Linked DNA regions of Homo sapiens: all the other regions are linked to region 1. The links are chromatin loops, found by intact Hi-C in ENCODE. Cell type or tissue: A673. All regions are shown on one strand. Links, peaks and the distances in the headings refer to the core of each region. The heading gives the core; the rest is flanking DNA. Region 1 overlaps POLA1 (DNA polymerase alpha 1, catalytic subunit). Region 2 holds the start of ARX (aristaless related homeobox). Region 3 overlaps POLA1 (DNA polymerase alpha 1, catalytic subunit).

Region 1 (10,457 bases), core at 1,567-9,566:
CTTGATGTTAGTGAGATGGCTGGCAAAAAAACAATTAAAGCAAATGCTCTAGAAACCTTGTGTTAAATATCTGGATCCCTAAAAGTAGGTTATTTAGCTTGAAAAATACTTATATAACCACCACCACAACATACACACAATTAGGTTAGAAATCAGTCTTTCAGTCAGGGCATATTTCTAGCTATACAGAAGATCATTTTTCAGAGTATTTGCAACTTAGTCAAAACAGACTATTCCCTCTTAAAGAAGGAAATAGATAAGTTTCTTCTAGTATTAACATTTCCATGGTGAAGATCTTGATAGACTAAACACAGAGAGAAAGCTCAGAATTCTTCCCAAGAGTCAAGCAAGGATCATACTCTGTTCAATGAGGCCTGTAAATGAGGAGCTGAATAGTTTTGATTTGGCCTAAATTTTCATGTGCTGCACATCTCACCTACTGAGGAATGTGACCCCACAGCCAACTTTTATTCCCATCCACTGTTCAGTAAGGGCAGCACAGGATTATTCACTAAAATGTTTCAGATTTTCCCAAAATGTAGTCATAATTATTATTTTTTAATAATCTTTAGGCAAACTGACTTGCTTTTCTGATAAATATATTCAACACCAAAATCATAATACTGGAACTCTATGTTTTTACTCTTCATCTTAATGATCTGATAGTTACTTTTCACATAATGAGTTCTATTTTAAAGAAGAAAATGCTATTATATGTTAACTAATACGAGTAAAAAGTACAGAACAATCTTTAGAAAAGTCATAGGCCTTAACTAAGACATGAGCTTTTTTTTTTTTTTGAAATGTGTTGCCAATGTAGCTTTTAAAAAGAAGTTACAGTAAACTTTCAAGTAACAGAAAATTTGTTTAGATGACAAATGACATACTGAAACACTAAGAAAAATCACGTGGGAAATGTGAAATTTTTAATTTTTGAAGAGAAAAAAACTAATTCATGTGAAATGCGTTAAAAACAAAAACTCTGAATAAAAGCCTTCTTTCCAATGAAGACAAATCACTCACTGTTCTGGCATTTTTACTATAAATTTATAAAAATTAGATATTCTCTTTTGAATGCCAGAAAAACTGCATTTAAATTTAAAAGATATTTGATTTCCTCAAAAAACTAGGGTATGGAGTCGTTTAGAGTGCTACATAAACACAAAGTATTAGTTTTGTGTGGGCAGTCCACTAAGATCACTACACACGATCTTATGGCTCTACTTGCTGACAATAGCCAATAGTGATTTTTTTCTTCCTTTATCCAAAGATCTAAGCAATCATTTAATTAGTCTTATTTAGGTAACAATAAACTAAAACATTTCTTAATTATATTCTGGCTTTTTCTAAAAGAAGTAAAAATTTCATTATTTAAAATACTGCTCGTAAATGAAAGAGATGTAATGCCTGAGAGAAATTATCAAATAATTTGTCATGCTAATATGCCAAAATTACATACTTTATCATATTTGTATTAATAGTATTTCACTAGGAATTTTTCCCAAAAGTCTTTTCAAAATTTTAGTTTCATGAAAACCAATAAACAAGTACCAAACCTCAATAAGTTGTGTATGTAAGAATATCATTATGGATACTTACATCATAGTACTTTTTAATGAAACGTCTAATGTCCATGATCAATTTGTTGCTCAGTTGTACTGTAAAGGTCAGAGGTGAAGCCTTACAATCGATGTTACTGCAACGATACAAGCTGGGCTCCATATCTGTTCCCTACATAAGTCAGGAGAAGTATACAAAAAATTACTGTGAGGCTATAAAAGGGTTTTTGTGCTTAAAAACTTACATGCTGTCCTAGTGTTGAATATTCTTAATTCGTTTTATTGGTGAGTTGTTAACCCTATCTTCTCAATTATTTTCCTCCCAAAGACCGCTTTAGTCATACATACCTTCCATTCCTTGCCATCATCATAATGGAGTGCAAAGTCAAAGGGAAAACCCTGAAATCACTATTTTACATTCACTATACGAGGGACTCTATGGATAAAATAATTTTCCCTCTGTAAATACCAGTGAAGTCATGTTACTGGAAATAAACCTCTTTCTCAGAGATACTGATTAAAAACTTTAAATTTGTATTTATTCATTACAAACTTGAAGAAAAACAAGAGCCTTTATCACATTAGTTTGTTTTCATCTTGTCAAGTTAATTTTAAAAATAAAGTCTAAAAGTTAAAAGTGTAGTACCACAAAAACAGTATCACTTACTGTCTGCTTAGCAAATCTAAAATTTTGGCAATTTTTCCAAAAAATGAAGTGTATTGGGGGAGGGAGGCAGGAGAAGTAAAAATTTGAAATAAATAAATATTAATATTTGGAGAAAACATTTTGTTTTGTTGTGTTTTGTTTTAAACAAAGACAAGGCAAATGTAATATATAGCAAAACTGTTGGGATTTCTGAAGCATTTGTTTTCCTTTCTGATACTTAAACATCTTGGTTTCCTGCTCCAATCTGGTACATAACCCTACCCGCCACGCTAAGCAATTCCAGGTGGAAGAGATTTCAGAGCTTGACATCGGCTCTTCCACAGTTAGCCCATCTGCAAGTCGTCAAGCCTCCATGCAATTAACTATCTTATTTACAGCTGTAATGAAGCAAAACTCAAGGATTTAGCAAGTATTGCTGATCTGTGTCTGCCTCTTCCTTGCACTTGCTTCCAAAGACTGCTTTGTTTTGATTCAAAAAAATGCAAAACATCTGCTGTTTGTCCAAATTAACTTAAAATAATTACTTTTAATTTAGATAAAGGGCGTCTTTTCTTTCAGTTTCAAGGTTTTACACAGTTCTGCTGCCTATTCCTTTGCCAATGGCTAGTACATGCATAACACTGCAGTGGAAATCAAGTAAATTGGCCAAGTTTCAAGCTCTGATCCAAGGTCAATAATACATTTTTTGGCAGTACTTCTTGAAAGGAATGTCTCCCTGTGACTTTTTAAATGTCTAATATGCAAAGACAGCAGAAAAGATAAGAGTACCTTTGCAAAATGGAGGTAAGTGGGATGTGTAAAGACAAACACAAACTTTCCCAAAACACTTAGTTCCCAGTAACTTGATTTAAGATAAGGAAAAATATTGGTCTAAGTCTTAATAGATGGGGGTTGACAGTGGGACAATACAGGTTACTAATTAAGAAATTATAATAAAAATACTTTAAGATAATTTAGAATTTTTAAGGGATTCCACTTAAAAACCAAGGTCAAGCACTCTAGGAAGCCAAAACAATATTCAAGCACATTCAAGTAAGAGTTTTCAAACAGAAATAAAAGCAAGCTGTGAAGGTAGATTTCACATGATGCTAAAATTCTTTAAACACATGAAAGCAACATGTGTGTGTTTATTTCGCCCTTTTTATATACCCCATAGTGGGGGAAGGGGGTAAGGCCTTTATACAAGTTCACTCACAAAATGAAAGACAGAAACAACTAACCGAACCATCAAAGACATTATCATAAATATTCTCAGTTCCACATGTAGGGCATGGACATTTGAATCTTTCACAGTCCCTGTATTTCTCTTCATCAGTGAGCTGTGCTGGGCCACCAAGTAGAGCATCATTCTCTTCATCTTTATGATAATGATGAACTCTAAATTGGGTGGGGTCAAGTCCTATTAATGTAAAAGAAAAAAACAAATTCAGAAAAGTATTCCAAAAATACCCCAAAGAAGAAAACTCCCACAAAAAATTATTTTAAATTCATGCACATACACACAACCATTTGAACTCAAAAGCACATGGACAAATGACTTCTCTTTTTACAAGAGATACTTTATAAATAAAACAAGTAACTGCAACAACACAACACAGAAATATGCCACTGAACATATGGGTTTGGAAGCACCTACTTCGATAGGATGTTTTTTATTATTCTCTTAAAGTTACAATGAAAACCTCAAATAAATGTGTACTAAGAAATTCTCTTAAAATCAAAGTCACAATTAAAACTGAGAATAAAATCAGGGAATAAAAATCCCATTAAAGAAAACAGGTTCACTGCCATTACAACTCCTTCAAGTGCAGACACAGCTAACCCTGATTTCAATGCAGTAGTCGATTTCATCTTGGCTCAGTAGTTAACAGCATGTAGGTTGCAATCTAATTCAGTGGTTAAAATTCAGTAGCAGCATCTGAGACAAAATGCAACATGGTTTTCTTGATGTTCGAAATTCAGAAATTTAAAATATGTGCAAAAACAATGGGTCTACAGATTCTACAGGCCAAAATGTCCCTGAGAATCCTGAAACCAAATATACCTTCCATATTTCATTCAAAACAACATAAGAAATCAATCAATGCATGTTTATGCTATTTTGTTTCCACAAACTAATTAAAGAAAAGAAACATTTTTAGGCCAACCAATTTAATTTACCCTTGGTCAAAACATGTGTGCCAAAATTTACTATTTGAATTTATACTTAAAAATAATTATTCTACACTGTTTCTTAGAATTTTAGGGATTGCTAAGGGATGCTTTCAAGAAAAGATTATAAGAGACAATATTTCTATCTTTTGGAAATCTAAGGAAAAGCTTTTGGAAATCTAAGAGAAAACTATCTTATTTTAGTATAAAGGTAAATAAGTAATATAAAACAGTCACTAAGCCAAAAGCTCACAAATACCAAAAATATCTAAAAATTGTTTAAAATTTATCAACAGCTACATAGGTAGATAAATCTAACAGATGCATTCAGAATTCAGTGACAGAATCCTAAATCCTATTTGGTCAGCTGTCAAGCGACATCTAGTAATTATAAAATACTGGAGGCTGACTCTTCACAGTTGAAAGGGGCCAAACAAAGAATAAGACAACTGAGACACAGAGTCTCACTTTTCTCACCTGCGAAACGGAGGTAGCATCACTGATCATACACTTTTGAAGTTTAAATTGGATAATATAGAACAAACCGAGTTCAACGCTGCCTACTGCGTGGCAAGCACTAAATAAATGTCATTTCAATGAAAAAATAAAATAGTGAATGAACATCATTTAATCCAGACTGTACTCGCTCAAGATTATGCATTTAGAAAACTATATGAGACATGTTCATGCTGCATATGAAGTTAATAGCTACTCGTTGTAGGAATTAAAGTATTTCCTAAAGTGGTAGTATATGATAAAAACAAAGAATACACATTCAGAACAATTTGAAAAGCTGTTCTTCATTAGTGACATAAATTATGTTAACATGGGCCACTTGTCACCAAGACACTATACATTCTTATTTTACAAGTTACCTAACCCCTAAGAGAAATAGTAAATTAGAGAATTATGTGGGAATACATATACTCTCACATTTAAAGCTAAGGATGGTCAGAGGAATTGAGAGAGACCACACCGCTGAATGAGGCCAGTTCATCTCTGTAGTGAGGGGTAACTGTCGCTAATTCAAACTCTAGTTGTGAATCCAAGTATTCACATAATGTTTTGATTTATTTGCAATTATGAGAAAGCAGCTTCACTTTTTCTCTGACCCTATGACTATTAATCAATTTCCCAGGCCAACACTAATCAAAAGATAAGGAAAAAGAAAATAAGCAAGATTTTTCTAAAAGGCAAGTTTCTTTCACAGTCCAAAAATAAAGGAACAAAACAATGCTGGTTTGCACATATACAAAATTGGCCAGGCTACGAAAAGGAACCAAGAGGAGCTACTCTCTACCCCTCCCCACCAGCCATGGCTCACTTGGTGCACCTGAGTGCATGAACCTGCAAGCACTGACCCGGGACAGCCTGCCTGCAGAGTAAGCTAAAAGTGGGTGTGGGCCATCTTGTTACTTACTCATGGAGAAACACCCAAACGACTGGCTGCAACTTGCGAAAAATACCAGGCCCTGTGAAATGTCTACTCTAAATGTCTACCCTAAATATCCATTTCTACAAATCACTCAATCTTCCCATGGCAGTAACAAAGTCAACTGGCTCAGCTAATTACTTCAGATTTATTCCCAAGGTGATTTTTTTTTTCCCCAGGGGAAGGAGCTTCAATCTCAATAGTCTCTTGGTCATAGTTCAATGCTAAAATGTAAAAATATAAAGGGAGAAGAGACTGTAATGAGCTTAAAATATTAGGTATATAATGATCCTTGTACAAGTTACTTAAATACCAAAATGCCATTAAAAAGTTATTTTCTTGGGAGAGCAGTTATAAGTTCAACAGGCAAACCACAGAGGGCTAAATTAAATCATTTTAAGAAAACATACAATGTCATGTTAAAAAAGTAAGGATCATTGCTGCTGGAATCTTTTTTGAAAAGGTGAAAATCCAGGGTTAAATAAGCCCCAAACTTAGTCAACACATACATTAGTTTTTCCAAATTCTCACAAAACTGGTAACAGCAGCTTATTTCGAAGTTTCAGTAGACTTTAAAGTTTTACTGCTTATACCCTAAACTCATTAAGTCTGGAGTGAAACAAGAAACAAGTATCTGGTGCTGCCACCTACAGGTAGAGATTCTGAATTTTAAAATGTGCAAAACAGCAGCTACATATAATTCCATTTTTAATTGTTGTCACTCCAAAATTAAACACTTCTGTCAAAAATGACATTAAAGCAAAATCTTTATTACTGCACTTGCCCTACATGCATCTACACCGTATAATTAATGTTACACTGCGTACATTAGTCTTTGAGCAAGAAATGCAAAACTGAATCCCAAATTCCTTATTGCTTCTACTGAAAGCTTTCTCTGAACTGGCTTAAAGGAACAAACTTTATGCCCCATTTGAGAAAAGTAACTTCCATTTCTTTTAGGCTAGCTCTTGACAGGTGACTTAAGTCTTTTGGTGAGGCACAGAATGAAGGAAGAAGCAGCCTGCCTGGGCTTTGCAAAACTAGTTATCTGGAGGAAGAGCAGCCGTGGTTTCCCCCCAGAATAGGCTGAGATGATGTATGCTTTAATTCAATTATGTGGCTTGTAGTGATGGACTCATTTGTGCTGGGGTTGAGGGTACAAAAGAGGCAGTGGAATGAAATTAAAATACTGTCATTTATAATTAGAAAATTTCTAGGATCTCACATTATTTTGGCAACAGGATCAAAACTCTCATGTTTCAAGAAGTATTTATAGAAAGTAACATCATAGGCATCAGGGTGTATGAGTTTAGCAGTACTGTCTTTACTTAAGTCACCATAGCCTTATCACACACACCCCCAGTGTGACATTTAGCACAAAATTATTTTTCTACCATTGCACTTTCTAACCATTGTAAATTATGCCTGTTTTTAGAATGTTCACCTGCCCCCACTCCCAAGGAGTTTTTAAACTGTTCATAACTTGAGACATATTGTTATTAGAGAGGCTGATACATTTAATCAAATACTTTCCTTCCTTCAAAAGACAAGGTCTCTATTAGTGCAACAGCAAATAACTACAGTAAAACCCTTACATATGTTCATGCAAGTGGGGAAGAGGGAAAATCCACATAAATGAAATTCCAAATGAGTAAAGGGAGTAACTGGTATTTACAAGCAGTTGTTTGTAATATGGATCATTTAATCTATGAGGGAAGCTAATTAACAGAATCCCATTGAGTGAAATTTTTTTGTAAAAATTTCTTAGAGGAAGTAAACCATTTATCTTTTGCATGAGTCCAGGCTTTCATATATCTGGACATCTTAGAGGACAATATGCGAACTGAAAATTTAGTATGATTAAAGAAAAAAATAATTTTCAAATGGTGAATGCTATATCCACAGAATGCTCATAGCAGCTTTATTCATAATAGCCAAAAATGGAAACACTCTAGATGTCCATCAACAAGTGAATGGATTAACTGGTATAATCTACCATAATACTACTCAGCTAATACTACTCAGCAATGAAAGAGTGAATACTGCTACATGCAACAAGACAGATGAATCTCAAAAATACCATGCTAAGTGAAAGAAGTTGCACACAAAAAGAGTATATACTGTAGGAAACCATTTATACGAAAATCTTGAATAGGCAAAACTAACTTATACTGATAGATTTCAGATGAGCGATTGCTACTATAACAGAGGTGCTGACTGGGAAGAGGCACGAGGGAACATTCTGGAGTGATGAAAATGTTCTGTGTCTGTGCCTAGATAACTGATTGTATAATACTCAAGATTTTAGCATTTTATGGTAAATTATGTGAATTATACTCTTAAAAAGCATGCCAAATAGGAAAAGATGTTTGTGTAGGTTGAACATCCCTAATCCAAAAATCTGAAATCCTCCAAAATTTGAAACGTTTTGAGTGCCAACATGATACCACGAGTGAAAAATTCCACACCTGACCTCATGTGATGAGTTGCAGTCAAAACTTTGTTTCAGGCACAAAATTTTTTAAAATATTGTATAAAACTGCCTTCAGGCTACGTGTATAAGATGTATATAAAACATAAATGAACTTCATGTTTAGGCTTGGGTCTCATCTCTAAGATAGCTAATTATCTATATGCAAATATTACAAAATCCGAAAAAATCCCAAACACTTCTGGTCGTAAGCATTTCAGATAACGGATACTCAAACTGTAATATATACTTCCAAAAGACTCGTAATTAGAACACATAGGAAATGCCTGCAAATCAATAAGAAAAAGAAAAGCCAACAGGACAACAGACAAAGACTTGAACAGGCACCTCACGAAAGGAAATACTCCAATGGCCAAGAAGCATGTGAAAAGGTGTTCAACTTCATTAGTCATCAAAGAAATACAAATTAAAACCACAACTCTATGCCACCATGTAAAATGAAGATGGAAAACACTATCTTACCAAGTGTTGGTAAGAATGTGGAGCACCCAAACACTGCTAGTAGGAAGTGTAAACGAGTAGAACCGCTTTGGAAAACTGGCAGAATCTACTAAAAGTAAACATACATGTCCCTGATGGCCTAGCAATTCTCCTTAGTACATCCCCAAGAAAAATACATGCTTACGTTTGACAGAGGACCTGTACAACAACTCTCAAAGCAGCACTATTCAAAATACCTCAAATGTGGAAACAACTCATAGGTGTACCTCCAGTAGATAGCCATACAGTGTGGTATATTCAGACAATGAAATATTATACAGAATTTACAGAAAGGAAGGACAACCACATGGATGAATCTCACAAACAATATTCAGTAAAAGTAGTCTAGACACAAAGAACAAAGACGCAATTTGTGTAATATCCCCAAAAATCCACCTCATCTATGTTATTAGATGCCAGGTATGTAGAGGATCATTTCTAGGAGACATGAGGGGCCTTCTGGGAATGTAGTAATGTACTGTTTCTTGAGCTCAGTAATGACTACACTAGTGCATGATGACCTTGTGAAAATTTATCAAGCAGTTTAGTTAGGTTTTGTGTACTTTTCTGTATGCATGTTATACTATGAAAAATTCACACTTGGAAAGGTGAGAAAATTGCATTCTAAATATTTCTTATGAAACATCTATGAATTTGTTGCAAAATGCATTGAAACTCAAATAGACATAAACCCCATTGCCTAGGAAGAAGTGTGTATTTTATATTTTAGAAAATATAAAATAAAATAAATTGAGCCTAAATATAATCACATCTTTAGATCTAACTATTTATAGGAAACATAGGAGACAGAGGAACATGTTAAAAGATACCACCAGGATGTGATCAGTAAACTCCAGAATGAGAAAAATTCTATAGGACAAAAAGCCCAGTTTCTTTAATTAACAAACTGGGAGGATCAACAAAGGAAAAAAAAAAATAGAAATTAACTACCAAGTTGACCCTGACTGGATTCCAATCCAAACAAGGAGCTTTTTAAAAAAAGTGTATTCATAGTGCAATCACGGAAATATAAACACTTGTTGGAAATTAGATGAAATGAAGGAATTGTGAGGTTTTTTGGTGTGATGTGATAATAATGTAGTTATGCTGAAAAGGGGAATCTTTTCTTTTAGAAATGCAAAATGGGCCGGGCGCACTGACTCACGCCTGTAATCGCAGCACTCTGGGAGGTCAAGGCAGGAGAATCACCTGAGGTCAGGAGTTCAAGAACAGCCTGGCCAGCACGGTGAAACCCCGTCTCTACTAAAAATACAAAACAAAATCAGCCGGGGGTGGTGGCGCATGCCTGCGATCCCAGCTACTCAGGAGGCTAAGGCAGGAGAATCGCTTGAACCTGGGAGGCAGAGGTTGTCGTGATCCGAGATCGCACCACTGCACTCCAGCCTGGGTGACAGAGTGAGACTCTTTGTCTCTAAAAAAAAAAAAAAGGAAATGCAAAATGAAATATTAACACACAAAATAAATATATAGGATATACTTCAAAATAATAGGGGAAGGTGGGAAAGAGGAATAATAAGATTGGCCACCAGTGCAGAATACTGAAGGTGGGTGATGAGTATATGAGGGTTTAATCTTACCCTATAATTTAATATGTGTGATACTAGAAAAAATTTTATATTCTCTACTACCATATATATATATATAATATACATTTTT
Region 2 (10,457 bases), core at 1,410-9,409, 180 kb before region 1:
CATCCTCGGCACGCTTGCCTTGGCCCCACCCCCAATTATTTCACTTCTCAGTCCAGCGTTTCCCGAGGTTCGCCGACAAGAATCCACCCAGCAATTATCTCCCTTCTCGCGCGCATGGGGGGACATTAACCACGAACGCGCTGGAGAAGAAAGGTACAGATGGGTCTTTTATTGAACACTTGGAAATGTTTCCAAGGCTTTTGTTTTTTTCCCCCATTCATTCCTGCCGGATCACTGGGCTCTGCCAACTTCAGTCCCCAGAGGTTGCGGCAGGAGAGCCCGGCCCACTCGGAGCCCCCGCTAGGGGGCGCGCTCTGGCCGTGGCGCTGAGCCGAGCCCGAAAAGGGGGCTGAGGTGGGGAGGCTGGGGGTGCGGACGCCGACAGCCCAGCTCCGGTCCGCGCGGCCTGGGAATTGACACACGCGTTGGGTAGCCCGCTGCATCTTACTCTAGCTCCAATCTGTGCCCACCCGTCCCCACCCTCCACCCCGTCCAGGGTCGCCCGGAGCAGCAGCTACTGAGTCAACGCTGCACCGGGGACGCCTCGACCCTGGCCGCAGGCGGGGTCCCGCCGTCCGGCGGAGGAGAGGAGAAAGCAGATGGTGGTGATTACAGGGCACAGTAAAGTTTCCCTCTCTCTCAGGTCTGGAAACCTGGAGGGATGGGTGCGGCAGGAGATGGGGAACTCCCGCCAAGGAACTCCGTGAGAGCTCAGAGCCCAACCACCTGCTTCTCGCCCGTGGGAGGGGACACACACCCCCTCTTCTGAGAGCAGACAGGAGGCTGCGACCATCTCGTCCAGCTTTATGCTTGGAGCAAAGCTTGAAAAAGCCTCGGCTGCCGCCCGGATGGCTGATGGTGGTGGCGGTGAGGGGGTCTCTTTCCTCTCTAGTTCTTGCTCCCCCACCCCCTCCCCCGGCTGCTGACGGGCAACAGAAAGTGAGGAAGTTTGCAAATAAGGGGAGTTGTCCTAACATAGCCATCACACTCACGCGTCCATACCTTGAGGGCTCGGCCGTGGTCCTCGGGAGGCTTCCAAAAAAGCTGCTTCCCAACAAACCTCTCCCAGCCAAGCCCTAACTGTGGAACCCACGGCTTAGGAGGAGGACACGGCGAAGAGGGAAGGATTAGCAAACGCGACAGAGTCTTCCCAGGAAATCCAAGTTCTATCAGTCCCTTTGGACCTTTCCACGGGCTGTTTCTTTGAAAATACATCAACAAATAAACACCGTCCACAGAGAGATCCCAACAGCCGTGGGGAGAACTGAGGCAGGGTAGGAAGTGGAGAGCACGCAGGAGGCCAAGAAGGCGAGGGGCAAGTTCTAGGCAAGCGGATTATGTTACACTTCCTCCTATTACCAGACTTCCAGGAGGAGACACCTCGATTTGTGCATAAAATGCATACCCTGAAGTGGATAAGACTCTGAAAGCAGCGTTTGAGGAGGTTAACCTTGACTGGTTGGAGTTAAGGGGGGGTGGGGGGAAGCAAATATTTCTGTTTGTGCCCTCCGGCTCTTCCCAGCACCGGCTGTCAATCCCGACGCTTGTTATCCTCACAAGGCTTCAGTTTGTTTGCCTGATCTCAGCAAGGTTTTCTTCCACAAGTAGAACTATAATTGCTATAATTCTACTGTATCATTTGGATCATTGCAGTATTGTTGTTTTCTCTCTCTCTTTCTCTCCTCCTAACACTGCAATAACGCGCTCCAGTGTTAAATTAGCAGGTTGCGGAAGACCATAAATGAATGAAAGTTTGTTTAAAAAAAAAAAAGAAATTAAATAAATAAAACAGCAAAATGACTTGGCAAAAGGGATATCACATCACAGAGAATCCTTGCGTGTAATCAGGTCTTATTGTCTTCTCTTCCAGTGGCTTCCAAATTGGTCGCTAGATTCCAATGAAGTTTATTTCTATTGTTTAAATATATGTTTTGAAGAGGCTGATCGTAATTTAAGGGGACCTGAGCCGTCCGGTGCAACTGGAAGCCCATCACAGCTTGATTTATCTATGTGTATATTGCACAATAAATTAAAACATCTCAAATGAAAAGTATGTGAGGTTAACTCTCTTCCAAACATTTTTTTTTTCTGGATAATGACATCTAACTGCCACCCCCCCTTATTCCACATTTCTTGCAAATGTAATTTTAAAACTATAATGTAGAATTAGCTCTCAGAAAAGAAAGGGGTTTCTCCTTCCACTCTCCTCTTCTAGGTAAATTATTATTTCCAGTTCTAGGAACAAGCCCCATTTTTCACCATAAACAACAGTTCTAAACACATGTGACCTTCACTTCCAGCCATTATTGTCATTTTTATTTAGTGATTGATTTTAAAAGCAGATAAACTGCAAACCATTGTTTTCCAAGCAGACCAGGAAAAGCAAACCAACAGCTACAGACCCCAAAGATTAGAGGAGCCAGGACTTGTGAATAACAAAGTACAAACAAGAATGATATTATCACTAAAATGCAATTACTTTTGATTAGTGAGTAAAAGTGAGGCAAAAAGAAAGTGAAGTGTCGTTTTCCTGGCAAAGTAAAATTAAATTGGGCTAAACTGTAAGTTCTTTCATACGTAATCCTATAGCCCAATTCTTAAAAGTCTGCCCACTCAACACATCAGTTACCCTCTTCCTAGATATTAGACGCATAATTTTGTTTCTAAAATGATATATAGAATAACATATTTTATATATATATATATATATATATAATCCCATATCCTGATTAGGCATTGTGGAGACCACAGCACAGTCTTATGTCTCTCTACCCAGCACCTTAGAAAAGTTTTCTGTAATTTTTTAAATTTAATCTCTTAGAAATAGCAAAAGTTAATTGTAGATTTTTGAAGTTGGGTATTGGATTGTGACAAAGGTGGTCTCAGGGCCACTGGGTGTAGAGTGAGCTAGGTCAGGCCCTTCTCCCCGAGGTGAATGGACGTGTTTCCCAATAGCATCCTCACTTGGGAAGATTGATTAGAAAATAACAAAAATAAATAAAATAACAGAACAAATAAAACTAGTGTTTTCACACAGGTCTCCCCCGAAAACACTTTATATTCCATTAATAGAATTAGATCTAATTCCAGGGATCATTAAGTCAGAATCAGAAATTCTTTGTTAACCTCCCCTTTTACAGTGGATGATTAAAATTAGAATACACCCCAGCAGAAAGTCCGACTTCTTTTAAAAGAAGAACAGCTGCACAAGGGGGAGGAGGGGGGATGGAGGCAAAGAAGTCTTCCACCCAGAGAGCTGAAACTCCGTTGGGCTCTCAGAAATGATTTGTGCATTTGTGTTTTTGTTTAACACGATCTTTCTTGGACTCATTTTCAGCCCACTCCCTGCGTGTGCGGAGCCGACTCTGAAGTCACTGAGCCACCCGGCAGCCGGGTCTTGTGGATTTCCAACGCGGGGCCCGCCGGGGAGGGAAAAGTGCCTCCGTCTCTCCCAACCACCAAGCCGCAGGGACGCCCGCGAGGGTCCGCGGCTGGAGGCTAGGAGGAAACCGAAGTGTCTTTACTCCTCTTGGCTGCGATGAGACCCGCGCGCCTGGAATGGGCTTTCGGGGCCGGGGGAGGGAATGTGGGAGGAAATCAGCGCGCAGAATGTTAGTTTAAAGCTGAACCGGACGGTGTAAAAACACCGAACTCTTGGTGGGGATGGAAAAGGAAGAATGCGGGAAAGGCAAGGAGAGATCCCAGGTGACTTTGAATCGCAGAGAGGGCTTAAAGGAAAATCAAATGTCAGCGATGGCTCGGGTTCTCCTCCGCTCCCCACCACAGCCCGCCCTATCATCCAAGTGCAGAAAAAAACGGATGAGAATTAAGCTAAAAGCCAGAGAGAGAGAGAGAGAGGGACAGAGGAATTCTTTTTGTCCTGTCTTTAATAGTAGTAGTAGTATCAGTATTAGTATTCGCATTATTAATGTGCCTGTTCCCAACCCTTCATCCCCTCCCCCCAGTTTTGTCTTGAAGTTTCCTGCGGAGGCAGCCCGATCTGTCTGCTACCCACCCACCAGCATCCAAGAGTTATGCAGATGTTTATGGCTGAAAAAAAAAAATCCCAGTTATGCATCCTTGTATTTTTAAATACTGACTGTAAGTGATTCAAGTATAATCCTTTGTAAAATGCTTTTCTCTTTGACACATTGAAGGGAGTTGAGAGAGGAAAACCCGGCGTGGATTCCCCCTCCCTGGCCCCTCTCTCACCCACCACCTTCGCCCCAATTCTGCCAGCGTTGGGGCCCCTGGAAATCCCTGGGAACCTGCACCCAGGCAGGGAAGGCGTCCGTGCTGGCCCAGGCTCGACCCAACATCAGTTGGAGTTGGGTTTTAGTTCTCGGCGCTGGAAACTGTTTGGGAAGAAAGGCGCTCTCTCTAAGGTTCACTCTCTCACCTTTGCTCAAGGGAGCCAGGTCATGAGAATTCAGAATTTTAGACGCTTAGATTTGGCTGCAGCCGAATTTGGGTTCCTTCCACCCTGGAGAGGTCAGGGATCCCTGAGGGTTCTGCTCCCTAGCTGCGATTGGAAGGTGAACAGCCTCAGGGTGAAGGCCTAACAGATACGAATTTGTGGGGGAAAGAGGGAAGAGAGTCCAGGGAGAAAGAGGAGGCCCCCAGACTCGTCCCCAGTCGCCCCTCCTCGCTGCTGATACTCGCCTGTCCCTTCCCACCCAGTAAATGCTCTAGGGAAGGCCGCGCGCCTATGGCAGAGCTTTGTCTGTAAGGAGGCTTTTTCCCATTCCAGAGTTTAAAACGGAGAGGAGAGCGGTTGGGGGACGCTACAAACAAGAGAGACACAGTCGGGCTCAGGGTGAAGATAGACAGCGCAATGCCTTGGGCCGCAAGAGAAAAGCGAACTCCCAGACGGCAGATGTTTGCTTGGGGCGGTCACCCTGGCCCCCCGACGCCCGTCCGGCCTAGAGAGGACGGCAATTGAGCGCCAGGGAGGTCAAGGCGGTGTCCTGGGAGCCCAATATCGGCTTTGAAAAGTGCCGAGTGAGTCTGAACGTGAGCCTCGAGGCCTCGCCTCCAGGGAGCGAGGTCCTCGGGTTGGTGGAAGGGGCGCACGCCACCCAGATGGCATTCACAGGCCTGGCATCCCAATAAGCTAGAACTTCGGCCAACACTAAAGGGTCAAAGGAGGAGCTGCAGGAAGAGGATAGCGGACTTAGAAAATTGGTAACTTAAAAAAAGAAAGAAAGAAAAGGAAAATTGGCTCTGGTGCGTGCCCGCTGCCCCCACCCCCGCCTGCCCCTCTGGAATCCAGTCCGGGCTTTGCGCCGCGCCCACAGGCCGACGCAGCCCGGCCTCTGGCGAGAGCCAATCAGAGGGCGCCTCTCAGCACGTGGAGGAGAGAGACTCCAGAGCTCAGCGCCCGCTGCTCACTACACTTGTTACCGCTTGTCCTGAGCGCGGAGAGGGCGAGCTCGGGCCGCGGGCAGGGCGGGAGCCGGCAGCCGGCAACCAAGGGAGGCAGAAAGGCACAAAGATCGCAATAATATCCGTTATAACCCGCTATCTAACCCCACCCCCAACACACACCCATCCATCCCACCCTCCGGGAGAGGCAGCCGGCGATCCGCTCTCTGCGCCCTGGGAAAAAGCCCCAGCCATGAGCAATCAGTACCAGGAGGAGGGCTGCTCCGAGAGGCCCGAGTGCAAAAGTAAATCTCCAACTTTGCTCTCCTCCTACTGCATCGACAGCATCCTGGGCCGGAGGAGCCCGTGCAAAATGCGGTTGCTGGGAGCCGCGCAGAGCTTGCCTGCTCCGCTGACCAGCCGCGCCGACCCGGAAAAGGCCGTGCAAGGTAAGGATGCTCCCGTCAGGCACTTACTAAGGGCATTGGGCCCTGATTTGGATGTTTGGTGTTCGGGGGCCAGTGGCCTGGAATTGTCAATTTGGAGAGGAAGGAAGGAGAGGGCATAACTCTGAGGCCTGCTGCCTCAAAGAGCGTTAAACATCTAGCCAGGGCTGTCTCTCCCTCCCTCCCTCCCTGCTTCCAGAAAAAGGCCCGTTTTCGCTTAGGGAGCCTTTAGCTTTTCGGTGTTGATCGTTAGGTTGTTTAAATGCCCCTTTTGGTGGCCTTGGGTGTGCTCTGAAGAGCGGCGACAGGTCAGAAACAGTAGATGGCCGGTGGACCCTTGTAGCACCAACTTGATGAAGACAAGAAGCCCAAAAGCTGGTGAATCGGGGTCTCCAGGCTGAGTGAGCCTTGGCCTTTCCTCTTTGGAAGATTTCTGTATATGCAATGTTTTGGTTTTATTTTTTTAATTGCAGATTACTTGTGACCTTTTAAACCCAAGCTTTGCAGAAAACATCTTCCTGGGATTCTCCAAATGCTCCTTAATGTATTTAAAATGTATGAAATGTGTGACTTCTGGATGCTAATTTTTTCTCTGCTATTTTATTTTTTAAAATAGACGAGCTGTTTAAAATATTTTATTTTTTTCTGAAATTAAAAATTCCAGAACAAATGTCCTTTTACCCCGAACCTGTTATCCTCAAGTTTCGCCTCGAGCTTGCTGCAGAGGTGTCGCAGGGAAAGGAAAGAACTGTTGGTTTCTTTTAAAATCCAAAAACCAGCGGTCCGGCCATAGCGCAATTTGGATGGCAGGAGCAGACGGTTGAGAAGGGGGCATTTAAATAAAACTGACTTTTTTCTTTTCTTTTTTTAGCCTGCAGTGGCACCTATGCCAGGCGCTTCCTCAAAAGGAAGGAGCGGCCTGCGCCTGCTGCACTCCCACTCCCTCTCTGCCCCAGACCTTTCCCAGAACATTTTTGCCAGGATGATTTTTCTTTGCCTTTTTGTGCAAGAAGCCCCCCCACCCTCTCCCGCTGTGGGCTGTTGGGGCGCGGCCTGCACTTGGGGCCACAGGGCCGCTTTCCCCCACCCCGCCCCGCAGCGGTCGCCTTCAGGGCTGCACCCCTCTTGCCAACCCTTGCCCTCATGGTGGAGCAGCGGGCAGAGGTCATGCGCAAAGTTTTCAGGATAGTGGTGATTTTCTTTTAAAGTTGTAGAATGTTTTCGGATTTTCCTCTGCCCCGACGTGGGAAGGGAAATAAAAATGAGAGAGTAGGAAAGGGGAAAGAGAAAGGAATAAAGAAGAAAGAAGGAGAGAGGGGAGAGAAAGCCTGCAAAAAGAGAAAGAAAGGGGGAGAGAAGGAGAAAGAGAGGTGAGGAAAAGAAGGGAGGGGGAGAAAGAAAAAGAAAAAAGGTAAGGAGAGAAAAGGAAGGGAGAGAGGGGCAAGAGGAATAGATAAGGGAAGGAAGATAGGAAATAAAAGGGGGAGAGTGAGAGAGGGAACGGAAAGAAGGGAGAGGAAAGGGGAAAAAAGAAGGAACCCAGAGAAAGGGAGAAGGAGAGAAAGAAAGAAAAAGAAAAAGCAAGAAAAGTGGAGAAAGAGGCCAAGGCGTCGAAGTCTGGTGGTGCGCGGTCCCCGCACGCCTGGGCCTAGGCACTGGGGGAGCAACTGCGGGCGGGCCCCGGCAGCAGCCCTGGCTGGGACTCCCCGGCCGGCCGGCTGGCTGATAGCTCTCCCTTGCCCGCAGGCTCCCCTAAGAGCAGCAGCGCCCCGTTCGAGGCCGAGCTGCACCTGCCGCCCAAGCTGCGGCGCCTGTACGGCCCGGGCGGGGGCCGCCTCCTTCAGGGTGCGGCAGCGGCGGCGGCGGCGGCGGCGGCGGCGGCGGCAGCGGCCGCCACGGCCACGGCGGGTCCACGCGGGGAGGCCCCTCCGCCGCCACCGCCAACCGCGCGGCCCGGGGAACGGCCGGACGGCGCAGGGGCCGCCGCGGCAGCCGCGGCCGCGGCCGCCGCGGCCTGGGACACGCTCAAGATCAGCCAGGCGCCGCAGGTGAGCATCAGCCGCAGCAAGTCGTACCGCGAGAACGGGGCGCCCTTCGTGCCGCCGCCGCCCGCGCTGGACGAGCTGGGCGGCCCGGGGGGCGTCACGCACCCGGAGGAGCGCCTCGGCGTGGCCGGCGGCCCGGGCAGCGCCCCGGCTGCGGGTGGTGGCACCGGCACCGAGGACGACGAGGAGGAGCTGCTGGAGGACGAAGAAGATGAGGACGAGGAAGAGGAACTGCTGGAGGACGACGAGGAGGAGCTGCTGGAGGACGACGCCCGCGCGCTGCTCAAGGAGCCCCGGCGCTGTCCTGTGGCCGCCACTGGCGCCGTGGCCGCAGCAGCTGCCGCTGCAGTGGCCACAGAGGGCGGGGAGCTGTCACCCAAGGAGGAGCTGCTGCTGCACCCGGAAGACGCTGAGGGCAAGGACGGCGAGGACAGCGTGTGCCTCTCTGCGGGCAGCGACTCGGAGGAGGGGCTGCTGAAACGCAAACAGAGGCGCTACCGCACCACGTTCACCAGCTACCAGCTGGAGGAACTGGAGCGGGCCTTCCAGAAGACGCACTACCCGGACGTCTTCACCAGGTATGCGCGTAGGGTGGTCGCGGTCGCAGCGGCAGAGAGCGCACGCGGGCCCCAGGGAGGGACAGCGGGCTGGCAGGGGCCCCGGCCTCGGGGCGGACGCTTGGCTCCTGGACTCTGTGGAAGAGCGCCCTCCCAACACACCCACCCTTGCTCACCCAAACTACCCACTCCCCCGACCCCCACCCCGGTTCGGGCTTTAAGTTTAGGCTGGAATGGTTTATCTTCTTCCCAAGGTCGTTGCAGTTTAATGTTTTCAAATTACAAGTTTTAGTTAGAGAGAGGAAAAGAAACAGCCTCTCCAAAGAGCGCCCGAAAGCGCCACCTTGGAGACGCGCGCACAGCAGAGGGCACAGACACAAGGCCTCCGGAGCTGCGGTCCCGGCTAGGTCCCCGGCGAGGCTCAGGAAGCGCTGTCCGCAGACAGAGCAAAGCAGGGGCTATTTTTGGTCGCTGTGCTGTGCGCTCGCCACCCCCGCCTGGTGCCCCAGGGGCCTGGTGGGTATCAGTTACGCAGTTCGCAGTGAAGCTGGAGCCCGTGCCAGCGGAGAAGGCCTTTAAAAAGATCCGAGTTCTGTCGTTTCAGGACTCCTGAAATAACCAAAGGAAGTCAGAACTGGGCAGTGTTTGGTGTCTGAACACCTGAGGGGCCCCAGCCAGAATCTCCCCTTCTACTCTCTGTCCTCTCCCGACACACATATTAAACCCACCGTGCGTTTAATGTAAACGGGTTTACCGGGTGGACAATGATTGCTGGAAGCCTGGCAGGGAGTAGACAAAGCAGTTGGGGGAATTTTCTCTTTGGATCAGTGTCCAAGCCGGGTGTTCGACCTGGTCACGCTCCACCTCCCACTTGTTTTTCTGGGAAACATGTGCCTGTGTGATGACTGGACCCTCGGCCCCAGCTTATTCACCACCTGGGGCGCCGGCCCGGGTAGGGATCCTTCTCTCCCACCCCAAGGCCAAGTTCTCAGCTCAGGCGAGGAGCCAGTCTTAGGGCAAACGTCCCCCAGTGAGGGGGAGAAAGGGATCGGTGACTGCCTAGCGCGGGGCTTGTCAAGCGCGGGCAGTTCCTTCGAAGGAGACGTGCGCAGCTTTTCAATGTGCATTTTAGAAGGGGAATGCTGCCCGCCCCTTTGAACCAGAGGAGAAATCGCTGCTTAGGGCTCGGGAGGCCGAGCTACTCCAAAATGTAGTTGGCCTGGCAATTGCCTAACTCTCTCCCAACCAGAAACAGAAAAGAGCAGACTTAATGCCAGGCAAAGGCACTTAAACCTGGTCATCCCTTGGGCTACACTTGGTCTTCCCCTGTGTCACCCAGTCCTTTCCTTATCTTTAAAAAAGGAAATAAGTTTGAAAACCTATGTGTGCTGTCAAATAGCGAATTGGCCGACCAGCGTTTTGCGTTTATCGTACGTGTGTATTTCCAAAGAAGAAACTGAGCTGGTGTCAGTTGGCATCCACGTCCGCCCTTTCTTAGCTTCTGGCGGGCTTAGGGGCGGGGGAGGACCGAAGTGCACGAGGAGGGGCAGCTCCTCTTCCCCGCCCCACCCCCACCTCTTTCCAACCCAGGGGTTTGAGCCCCTTGGCTCCGGCCCTGAGCCAGCCTGGAGTGCCGCTTTAGATTTGCTGATGCCCACTGTAGCTGGGGGCAACGGCAACGGAGGGCACTTATGGAGACGGTTTACCTCTGGTGCTGAAGTTTCAGGTGTGGACTGGGGGCCTACCGGCAGGGCAACCCCAGGTCCCAGGCTTCGGCGGCCCCGCTCTTTCATATTAGCGAGCCGGAGGGCCAATTATTCTCGGCGCGGTCATATTTTCGGTAAACAGGTTGTAAGCCGTTTTACAGCATCTTAATGGTTTCCTATTTGCCTTAATTGTCGCAGTAATAACTGCAATGATGGGGTAGGGTTTCAGTTAAATTGACTTCCCCTGAGATGGGCAGGGTTTGTAGTGGGCATTGGAGTCAGGAGGTGCGCAGAATTTTGTTTAATCGAAAAATTACCCCACTGAACTCTTAACAAGCT
Region 3 (10,457 bases), core at 1,733-9,732, 160 kb before region 1:
CGGCGCAGCTCACGCAGCTCAACATCCTGCCGGGCACCAGCACGGGCAAGGAGGTGTGCTAAAGGCTGCCCTCCACACCCGCGCCCCGCGCGCGCCCCGAAAGGTCACCTCACTCAGCACCACTCAAGACCAAATGGAAACAGAGGACCAGCACACTCCCGAGACGGCACTGAGAGAGCGCAGCCGCCTTCACAGCAGTCTGGATGCGGGCATGGCAGCCCTCGGCGCTCCGGGACGTGGCACCTCCTCGGCTGGCTGTCCACCCGCCCCTGCCCCTGCCCCTGCTACTGCCAACCTCGCTCCAACTCCAACATCCACTCTCTCTTGTTCTTACTTTCCTGAAAATATCGGGGAGGTTTTCTCCCCCAGACGCCTGATATTGAAGTAAAAAATTTAAAAAGCCCAACCTCTTCCTCCTGACACCCCACTTAGCCTTTCTTTTCTTTCTTTCTTTCTTTCTTTTTTTTTTTTAAATAGCATTTTGGCGCTCGAAGTTGATCTCCCCAGCGAGGGCCCCAGCGTGAAGCCAGGGCCCGGGAAGCAAATGCGAGCCTGTAAGATAGCTAACAGTGCACTTAAAGGAAAGGGGCGTCTTGTTCTTGTTCTCTTCTTTATCATACACCAACCAAGGTTTTTATATCAAACCAAAGGGAAATAATACTCTGCTAGAATATGGACTGTTGAAGTCACCAAACTGTGATTATTGATTCTGTACATACCATTGTTATTAAAAAAAAAAAAAAAAGAACAGAGCTTTGTATATTTGAAATGTTATAACGCAATTGCACTCAGCGTGGTATGGTAAAAGTTTGTCCTCCCGTAGATTCTTACTGTGTTGTAGATACGGTAGGGTTCCTAGACAAATATTTATGTACTCAAGCCCTTTATTTAACTTATTAACTGTAGAGGCTTCCGAAACCTTCAAGATAAAGGCAATGGTACAGTACTTTTGTGTAATGTGTAATTGTTACCACTTTTCCTTGCTATCTAGTGGAGAAGTGTCACGCTCAAAATAAAAAAATTATATGTTTAACAAAACGAAGTGTGAATGCTCCATACAGGCGCTGAGGGGACAGTAGAAGCCCCCACCCCCACCCCCCGGGAGTCAAGGGTGGGCTCCAGCGTCCAGGCATCTCCTGGGATTATCTGCACACGCGTTTTCCTGGCAGAGGCCCCTGGTTTGAATCCGATCCTCAAAGGGAACCGGATTTCCTACGAAGGTTAAGGACGCCGCCGCGGTACTTTCCACGCGCACCTGGGCTCTCCCGGGTCGTGTCACAGCGGGAGCTGGGGGTCCCGGGCCACGGAGGTGGGGTGGGTTCCAGGATGGGTGGGTGGATGGTGGGCGTTGTTGACGGTGGAGTCAGAAATTTGAAGCAAGCGGGAGTCTTGGCTCGGAAGGCGAAGGGAGCTGTTGGAAAGTGCCACGTAGCCAGGAAGTGAAGTGCGCAGTCCGAGATGACAGGTAATGGCGAGAGCGAGAAGCCCAGGCGCTCCCTTCCGAGGGGGCGGGCTCCACGGCATGTTCGCAGGGAGGAGGGAGTGTGTGTGTGTATTGTGTTGTGTGTGCGTGTGTGTGTGAGAGAGAGAGAGAGGGAGGGAGAGAGAGAGAAACATGCGGGAGCAGTAGTGATGGAAAGGCAGCGAGGGGTATCCAAATGGCAGATCTTAACTCGACAAATGTCATTACATCACTTATCCAGGCATTGGTAAATGTATACATTTAAAAAAATCTAAACAACTCAGATTTCGTGAGGAGACCCAAACAGATTTGCAATCCTTAACCACCTCGGCGCACGCCTCCCTCCTCGCGGCGGGGACCGCAGCTTCTCCCTCCCCCGGGCCCTGCCCGCGCCCCTCCGGGTGACCGCTTGGTGGAAGCCCGCCCGCGGGGGCTGGGTCTCGCCGACGCTCCCAGGGTGATGGGAAAGGGAAGAGAAGCTTAATTAGTTTCAATTTGCTGTAATTAGCGCGCCGGACCTTTGGGGAGAGGGGCAGGCGGGAGGGGTGCGGGGGTGCCGCGGCGTGACTACCGCGATTGCGGAGCTGGGGCCGGCAGCCCCGCCACGCCGCCGCCGCCGCCGGCCAGTCGGTCGCCGCGGGGGGCGCGGGTGCCTCTCTGGGCTGGGGCCGTCGGGCTCCGCGCGCGCCCTGGAGGAGGGGGGCCGGGTCCCCTCGCGGCCCAGGGCGCAAGTGTGCGCGGCCGAGGGGAGGGTGCAGGGTTGGGCAGAGGTCAGCGGCCTGCCAGGCGCTGTGCCCACCTGGGTGTGGGCAGCCCGCCCGGCAGCTTCGGCGCTGGAGCCCGCACGTCCCGGGCTCGCCTCCTATCCTGCACCCCCCTTCACCCCCAACTTCAATCCCCTCCTCTCCAACCCCGGGTCCAGACGCCCGGAGACCCCGCCCGCCCGAAACGTTGGAGAGCTCACGGAACCGGCTCGCCGGCTGGTGGCCGCTTCTGGCACTTGGGTCGTCGGGTGGATCACCGCCACCCAACGCTAGCCCTGGACTCACGGGGGCGGCACTCGCAAGAAGGGCCCCGGCCTGGGGTATGGGGAGCGGCCGCCAACTACCATTCCTACCACACACTCCGTTCCCGGGTTTAGTAGGCCCGGTGGGAACTTTCTAGGGCCTTACTGGAGGTCTGAGAGTCTAAAACCCTCAGACTCCACATCCACAGGCTCTCCCTGAGTGAAAGCCGCTTTCCTGGGGTGGTCAGGGCCGCTGGAGAGTTTGGGGAGGAGACGGGACTGCTGGAGAAGACTGAGGGAAAGGAGTTGGGTGTGTGTGTGTGTGTGTGTGTCTGTGTGTGTGTGTGTGTGTTGTGGTCGATATCAATTTTGCGTCGATTTTGCCTTTTTGTTTAGTAGGGCTTCTTTTCCCCCCTCTAGGCTGCTAGTTGGATGGTATACGAGAAACAGTACCATTCTTCCTGTTAATGAACTCTTTTTTAAGTCATTTTTTCTCATTTGACCCTTCCATGGAACAGAAGCAAATTGCGTGAAATTACCTCCAAGGATTACATTTATTACTGGCCAATGAGAACCCCTCGCCTTGTTTTACAAACTCTTAATCCTATGTCATTCTGATGCTGCAAACAAGCCCAGTCCTGGGCCTCCTATTCTTTCAACTTTCCCCAGCTGGAGGGACCTCATTCTGCACTTAATATTCCCCATAAATATCACACGCTAAAGACCCCCTGACTTCCAGCAAGTCCACATTAAACATGTGACATGTCACGCATGAAAAACTCTGAGTATCTTTTCAAAGCAGCATTAAAAGCAAAGAAACCAATTTTCTTCTCCTTCCAAACCTCCCCAAGTGCTGAATGATGGGGATTGGAAAGAGCCACTGGAGCGTACTTAGGGGGATTTTATGAGATTTTCCAGAATGATTTAATCTTATTGTGAGCATTATTAATGAATGGCAACCCAATTTGGCCCCAATATCTGGGAACTTGGTCACAATGCTGGGAGCGGCTGACCCCCCCCCCCCAACCTTAAGCAAACCTCTTCCACCATGGAGGACATGCAGAGCCCCAGGGAGTTTGCGAGGGCCCAGTTCAGGGCATGGCTGTGTCCTATCACACCCAAGGCAGAATGGCCCAACACCTGCTTTCCCAGGGCCACCCCCACAGCATCTTGGGGTGAGGGGTAATTGAAGCCTGGGACAGGCCTCTGTGGGAGGGTTGAGGGAAAGGAGTAAGTTAATTTGCTACATTTTCAGACAGGTTAGCCAGATCTGGAGGAGGTCCTGGAAGGCAAAAAGGGCGCATTTGGCATAATATTATCAGAGGTGTCCTTCCATCACCAACTACCCATGGCCCGAACTGTGGACAGTAGTCAGGGCGGGCATCTTAGGTGTGTGGGGAGGTAAGTGGAATAATTAGGGAGAGTGACTGTTGAGAAACTTTGGGCCTCCTTGGGACTTGAAACTCAGACTTAAACTAAAGTCCATGCTGAAATTGGCTCGGAACAGTTTCCCATTTTTTTTCAGGTACTAATCACCCCCCACCCAACTGGGGCTAACGTTGTTTTTGATTTGTAGTATCAAGAGCCAAAGCACCTGTAGTTCTCTTTTTAGTATCCTTTTAAATGTGATCTTACTAGAGTGACAAAAGGGGCTGATGTGAGAGAAAAACAAATTATAATAGGTTAGCCCAACTTGCTTTAGGAGAAAAAAAAGTCCATGAGCATGTGTTTATGTGTATACCCAAAAGTGAGTGTGTCTGAATGAAGGGGGTCTTAAATGGGGCCTAAAATAATATTTTGGAACACAGAAGTCCCCAGAACAACTGCATATTTCACTGAGAGTGACAGCCTGGCTGGGGGACAGGAAGAAGAAAACCCACTACCTGACGGTGGGGAGAGCGGGCGGGGGCGTGGGGTGGGGGGAAGCATTTTTCAAAGGAAGAAGTCTTGTTATCCCTCCCTGGACATTATTAAGGGTCCAGTTTGAAGTATACATTTTTTTCCTTTAAAGATATGGGAGTGATTACCGGTTATACATTAAGAAATGTCATTCAGTCATTTTTATTCATTCTCCGGAAATCTTCGTAAAAGCCTGAATCATACTTCTACAAGCAGCAATTTTGTTAATCCAGGGGGTTATTACTCTGGGCCCTTATTAGGTTCTACACCACTGCCAAGCAATCCTATAACCCTCTCAAAAGAAGTTTACCTCCCTGTTATAAAACCAGTAGTGGTATTTATACTGTGCAATAATTAGTGTATTACTTGAATCCACTAACACGTTCATTTTATCTCTGCACAAAACCTCTAGTCTGCTTATAGAAAGCTTGTGCCTCCTTTGGTGCTGTTAAAGTGGTGAAAGAGTGAATTGAAGGCTGGTTGCACTTTCTCCTTTTGCCTCGCCTTAATTCCCATCTCTTTTTGCTCTCATCCAATTAGCACAGTGTATTAAGCGGTTTATCATCTCATAGTCAGCTATTGAGAGAAACAAGGCGAGCACTTTGCAATAGAACCTGCGCTCCTTTGACACCCTCAGGTACTTACATATTCCACTGCGCTATGAATAATAGAGGAAGAATGGAGCGCTAATTCCCTCATCAAAGAATGCCTTGTCTGCTGCTTTGCTCAACAACACCATTCTGATCAAAAGAAAAGCAATAAAGCTTAGCATAACAAAACGAAACCTACTTATTAGCTTAGTGGTTAAATTAATGCAGAGCCGCTGCTATTCAAAACCAAGGTTTGAAAACAGCCTCCAACAACCTGATAATGCTGCCTTCGGGATGAAGGAATTTTAATCTGAAATTTGAGGCTGGCTGAGATGAGTTAATCTATTAAACTGCTATAAGGAAGCTCCACCACAAACTGTTCAATTAAGAAATATTTAGGTGAGAGGGGGTGAGAAAGAGAGAGAGAGACAGAGAGAGAGAAGAAAGAGGGGGCGGGAGAGAGACAGTGAGGAGCAGGGAATGGCAGCTTTAAATTTGGGATGGGAGCATCGAATTAAAGGGTCGGGCATCCTGACAAGAGGGTCTGGGGCTTGGTGTTTTTCTTAAAACCCTAAAACAAACAGGAAAATCTGTTTTTGGAGTTTCCTTACTGTTGCATCTTCCGCCAAACTAATTTTAAATGATGTTTGAAGAAGTATATTGAGGAGCATGGTGTGTGTGTTGGAGGTAAGAGGTAGTAAGGGCTGGAGAAAGGGGTGATGGTGAGGGGCAGTGAATTCATTCCCTTTCAACTTCTCCCAAATTCCAGTCTTGGAACTTTGATTAACCCCCACATCCTGGGCAACAGTCACAAGATTAACTCCATCTGTTTTCTGGACAAATTAAAATCTTATCAAGCATACTCTGTGGGATTTTCCACTTCTGGCCCCCCTCTATGCACCTTATATGTAGAAGAGTGGAGGGTTAGCAGATTGTGTCCAAGATAAGCTTGTGTACAAGTATCTGCTACAGGTAAAATCCTAGTTCCTAAATTAAACAGAAAAAGTGCCCTTTCCAGAGGCAGGGGGCTCTGAGAAGAGCAGGGTTCTTTTAGGGTATAATTTCCCAACTGGCCCAGATAAACTTTGGCCCAGAGGTTTACTCTGGCCCACACAGAGTTTAAAGTTTCATTTTAAAAAATTAGTTGTCAAGGTTTAGAAATCAGTAAGCTTTGTGGAATATTTGGATTCCTGGCTTCTCTTGAAAACTCGATCATGTGGCCATACTGGGCCCTGTCCCTCCCAGCATCACTGAGTAGCTGCTGGCCCCTTTGGACAGGACCTGCTCACTCCTGTTTGCCACAGTCCCTGCCACTCACTCTAGTGTGAACCTGGTTTGCTTCATCCATTCACTTTTAGAATTTGAGTTTAGGACACGTGCCGGAGTCCATGGAGACCTGCAGGTCACCTCTCCCCTTACAAATAAGATGGGCAAAGTTTCCGCATCAGTTCTGCTGGGTGCACTATCAACCACACAAATCAAGGAGTAGAAACATCTCTCAGAGAAAAATAAGTATGTGATACTCCCAACTTCTAACAGAGATTCACTGGAATTCTTAAAGTTGCAGTTTCAACTTTCCACAAAATTCTGGAATCCTTAGGTGCCTAGAGTTCTAACAGATCCCAATAAGAAAACATCAACTGCTGCATTAGCTTTTTTCGGGGACAGTACTTAGAAATGCCTCACATTCTAGAGAAATGGTCCTTGCCCCCAGGGTGTTTATAATCTAGAGGCAGGGACAAGAAACAATCCAGTGAGAAGTTACTTGAGTCTCTTGGAGTTTCCTGATGACCAAGTTCAGGGTAACTATTTATATTTAATATAATCCCAGATCCCAGAAATCAAGGAAAACATGACTCCCCTTCAGAAAGCACACTTTAGAAAACCATCTCTCTAACCTTATGTGAGAATAGCAATTACTGAAAGAGTTGACCAGGGGAGCAATAAAAACACATTAATCCCTTAGTTCCTGAAGCACCTTGGGTGCTCCAGTTTGTGACAGGCTGCAGAGCTTACACAGTAGCAAGTTAGTTAATTAACTGACAGGGCTCGAAACCCACAGTGTTTCTACTTAGAATCTCAGTCTAAGAGCAGGAGGAGAAAGGAGAGGGATGGGAGCCAGAGGGGAGGTGAGGAGGAGAAATAAAAAGAAAAAGCAACATAAAAGGCAGCTTCATCTCCACTGCTTAACCCATCAGTATTCCTTCACTAGGGGGACCTTTTTTAGGGGGCGCCTTTGTCTCAGGAGCCCTAGGCCTTGCTCTTCAAAAAGAGATGCTGCTGGGCTCTTGGCTTGGCTCTCTAAGTCAGCAAAGCACGTAAGAAACCATACTTCATCTCTTAAATGACCTAAAGTCACAGAAATTCTGAATGCTTCTCAGAACATTCGACCAAATATCATGCTGTGCACTCCTGAGCTGGGTTCTGATAGAGGTGGCTATGAAGAAACTGGGCTGAGGTTTGAAAAGGGGATGGCCTCTAGTCATATATATATATATGTGTATATATATGTGTGTGTATATATATATATGTGTGTGTGTATGTATATGTATATGTATATGTATATGTATATGTATATGTATGTACGTGTGTATGTATTTAGAGGTGGGGGCCTCACTATGTTGCCCAGTCTGCTTTGAACTCCTGGGCTCAAGCCATCCTCCTGCCTCCACCTCCCGAGTAGCCAGGACTACAGGTGTGTGCCACAGCAACTGGCTCTACTCACATTTTACTCCTTGCTGCCTCTCTAGTCAACTCTTTGCACCTGGTAAGGATTCACCACAACTGCTTTCCCTTTAGAAAACTTTATTCTTAAGAAGAAGGCACAACATACTTTTTCTTTTATAAAAACACACAGGTCAATGTTTTTTAAAAACACAGCATAATTGTACAAGGGGAAACATTTTGTTAGTATAATCTTACCAATAATGTAAGAGAGGAAAGACTGCCATACTGAAATACATTTTGCTGCTGCCAAAGACGGTCCTATTGTGAAGAAATGAGAAAAAAATAGCAAGCGCCAGGGCCAATTAAGCATCCCTCTCCCCGTTTTTCTGAATACAACACAGTGATCCTCACCGTAACCCCTACACATGTTAATGGATTGTTAGAGTATCAAATTATTTTCAATGTGCTTTCTTGTTGTATAAACCTTTACCTGCACTTTCTATTTAAGGGGCAAAAAGGGAATGTGAGTGTAAAACACCTGCTCAGTGTGTGTCTGTTGGACTTTGGAGCAATTCAACAAACAAGCCTGCTCTGTTTAATCTATTTAGTGAGTGCAAGGCTTCTAAATCTTCCCCCTCAGCTACCTATATAAAAGACAAGACTGAAAAGGACAGCCACTCCTGGATGGCTGGAGAAGCATTTGGATTTAGACCGGGTTTAATTGGCATATGAAAAAGCAAAACGTCAGCTCTTCAGTCAGGCTCTGAGAAGCTCTCTTTATGTGGGGGGGACATAGGCTAAAGGCCCTGAGGCAAAGCCTGGGGTCACTTACATTCCAGCTACTCTCAATCCAAGTAGCAATTTCCCTCCCTCAGAAACCGGGTCTTCAGGAGCTTGGGGAGGGGAGCTTGGGGAGGGGCTCTGGAGTTGTGTTTTAAAGCAGTACATCTTAATATGAAGACAGGAATTTCTATGATGCTTACGAACATTAGACTCAACATTTTTGCAGCCCCCTTTCCTGGTCTACATTCACACAAACATGAGACACAGTCCCAAGGGAGAAACAGATGCTGGAGGAGCATTTAGGGCCAGAGTGGAGGCACAGAGGAAGCTGGGATTTTTCAACTACCCCCTCCTTGGTTACTCCTGGGATTCCCTTAGGATTTCACGGCACAACCAGCGAAGAGTTTGCTCAGATTCACTTCGGAGTAGCCACTTCGGGACAAGAATTGCTCTGCTGTGTTCTTGAGTTTTCTGTAGTCCTGCAGAACTTTGGGGGTAAAAAATTGCTTCTTCAATTTATCTAAAAAGAGAGAGAGAGAGATTAGAAGTCTCAGGTAGTTTCTTTAAAGAACATTCAGTATTCCACCAGAGAAGGGGATGCTGATTCCATTTGTATCTCCACCATCTTATCTCTGGTCTACCCCTGGGGCCAGTCAGATGCAGCCCCCGCCGACCATTCCTCTGTGAAAGCTTTTCTTCCTTTCCCCTGTCTGTCCGCCTCTCAGCACCTAGCTGACTCAGTGCACTGGGGGACAGGGCCACCCTCTACTGATGTGAACTGCAGGTGCACCCTCATGTGCAGCAGACAAGGTGAGCTCTACTCGCAGACGCCACTTTCACCGGCGCTGCGAGCACATGCATGCAACTGCTTGCGAAGTCTGGACGTGGCAGGAAACACCTAGTCTCAAAGGGAGCTATGGCCTCTGGTGCCTTCCAGCCCCAACTCCCCAGATCAGCTGGGCCTAGTAAGCATTTTCTAGTCCCTCCAGCCCAAGTCCCTCTGCTAAACAAAATTTCCTTTGCTGAAAGAGGCGAGAGGTGAGCGGCCCCGAGGGCACCTGTCTGTCCATGGCCAAGATTTCTTTGCTCTTCTTTGTCCACACTGTGTGAACTCAGGGTATGCGGCACTCCTGCTCCTTTAACCCATTCATCCCTGGCCTTTCCCTTCTGAGCAGGATGCTACCAGCCAGAGAAAAGACCCCTCTCCTTTCCCTTCCCAGAGCCTGCTACTTCTACATGTTGTTTTTTTTCTTTCTTTTTTTTTTTTTGAGACAGAGGTTTGCTCTTGTTGCCCAGTCTGGAGTGCAGTGGCGCGATCTCGGCTCACCGCAACCTCCGCCTCCCGGGTTCAAGTGATTCTCCTGCCTTGGCCTCCCAAAGTGCTGGGATTCCAGGCGTGAGCCACTGCGCCCGGCCCTACATGTTGTTCTTTTAAAGGAGCAGTGGGGCTGTGATGCTCAGGTCTGATCTTTTGGGTGAAGAGAGTGATCACGTGGGGGATGACGCTGTGTTCAGGAACCTGGTAAGGTGTCTGGAGAGGCTGCTTTCCCCGCGCCCCCCCCACCCCCAATCCCCATTTGATGGCTGAGGAAACTGGGAGGTTAAGTCACTTACCCAAGGTTACACAGCAGGTAATCAGAGTTGTAGACACGCAAACCCAGGTAGCCAGAACCCCCAGCCCGCACCTGAGGAGAGGCTCACTTCTGCCCACTCCCCCTGCCACTACATCACTACTCCCACATAGAAATTTGCAGGCCTCAGACATCAGCTGATCCTGAGGTGAGGCCTCCGCCCCCATAAGATGCTGGCCTGTGCCAAAGGGCCTGGGAGCAGCAAGGCTGCCCAGCACCTCCCGATAGGAACCGGTCAGGAAGGAAACACGGAGGGGAGAGCGCGCCACTCACAGAAAGCAAACCTCCAACAACAGCAACACGGGAAGTCTACAAAACACCCGGAAAACGAAAACTCAGACTCCAGATTTTTGTTTCTTGGCTATACATTCGCATTTGCTCTCCACAACCTTTTCTGAATTACATAAGTTGTCCTTTAA

Evidence for each region. Peaks named below come from ENCODE experiments on the same cell type or tissue, not always from the same donor. Only the 100,000 strongest peaks of a DNase experiment are listed, where the experiment ranks them.
Region 2: it touches region 1 in a loop (2.6-fold over the local background); 31 of 110 quality-filtered maps call a loop at or near these places.
Region 3: it touches region 1 in a loop (2.3-fold over the local background); 8 of 110 quality-filtered maps call a loop at or near these places.

What each region holds. Positions count from the first base shown.
Region 1 is chrX:24,834,820-24,845,276 of GRCh38, reverse strand. POLA1 (DNA polymerase alpha 1, catalytic subunit) reads right to left here. Exons shown (of 37, transcript NM_001330360.2): 33 at 3,447-3,625; 34 at 1,600-1,731. Among named protein-coding and RNA genes, the nearest start is that of POLA1, 150 kb to the right of the region's middle. In A673, for the core only: a CTCF peak has its summit at 6,465 (motif pointing left); a DNase peak (open chromatin) is centred at 6,436; H3K27ac peaks cover 340 bases.
Region 2 is chrX:25,010,898-25,021,354 of GRCh38, reverse strand. ARX (aristaless related homeobox) reads left to right here and starts at 5,390. Exons shown (of 5, transcript NM_139058.3): 1 at 5,390-5,813; 2 at 7,557-8,433. The coding sequence starts at 5,618. RefSeq lists an enhancer at 185-763. In A673, for the core only: no CTCF peak of the experiment used is centred there; DNase peaks (open chromatin) are centred at 3,404, 4,130, 5,334 and 8,306; H3K4me3 peaks cover 6,087 bases; H3K27ac peaks cover 6,892 bases.
Region 3 is chrX:24,994,275-25,004,731 of GRCh38, reverse strand. It overlaps POLA1 (DNA polymerase alpha 1, catalytic subunit), which reads right to left. Exons shown (of 37, transcript NM_001330360.2): 37 at 7,746-8,927. The coding sequence ends at 8,782. It overlaps ARX (aristaless related homeobox), which reads left to right. Exons shown (of 5, transcript NM_139058.3): 5 at 1-1,038. The coding sequence ends at 62. Among named protein-coding and RNA genes, the nearest start is that of ARX, 16 kb to the left of the region's middle. RefSeq lists enhancers at 1,298-1,832, 2,317-3,978, 4,676-5,176, 5,177-5,677, 4,093-5,782 and 2 more. In A673, for the core only: no CTCF peak of the experiment used is centred there; DNase peaks (open chromatin) are centred at 4,762 and 4,861; H3K4me3 peaks cover 806 bases.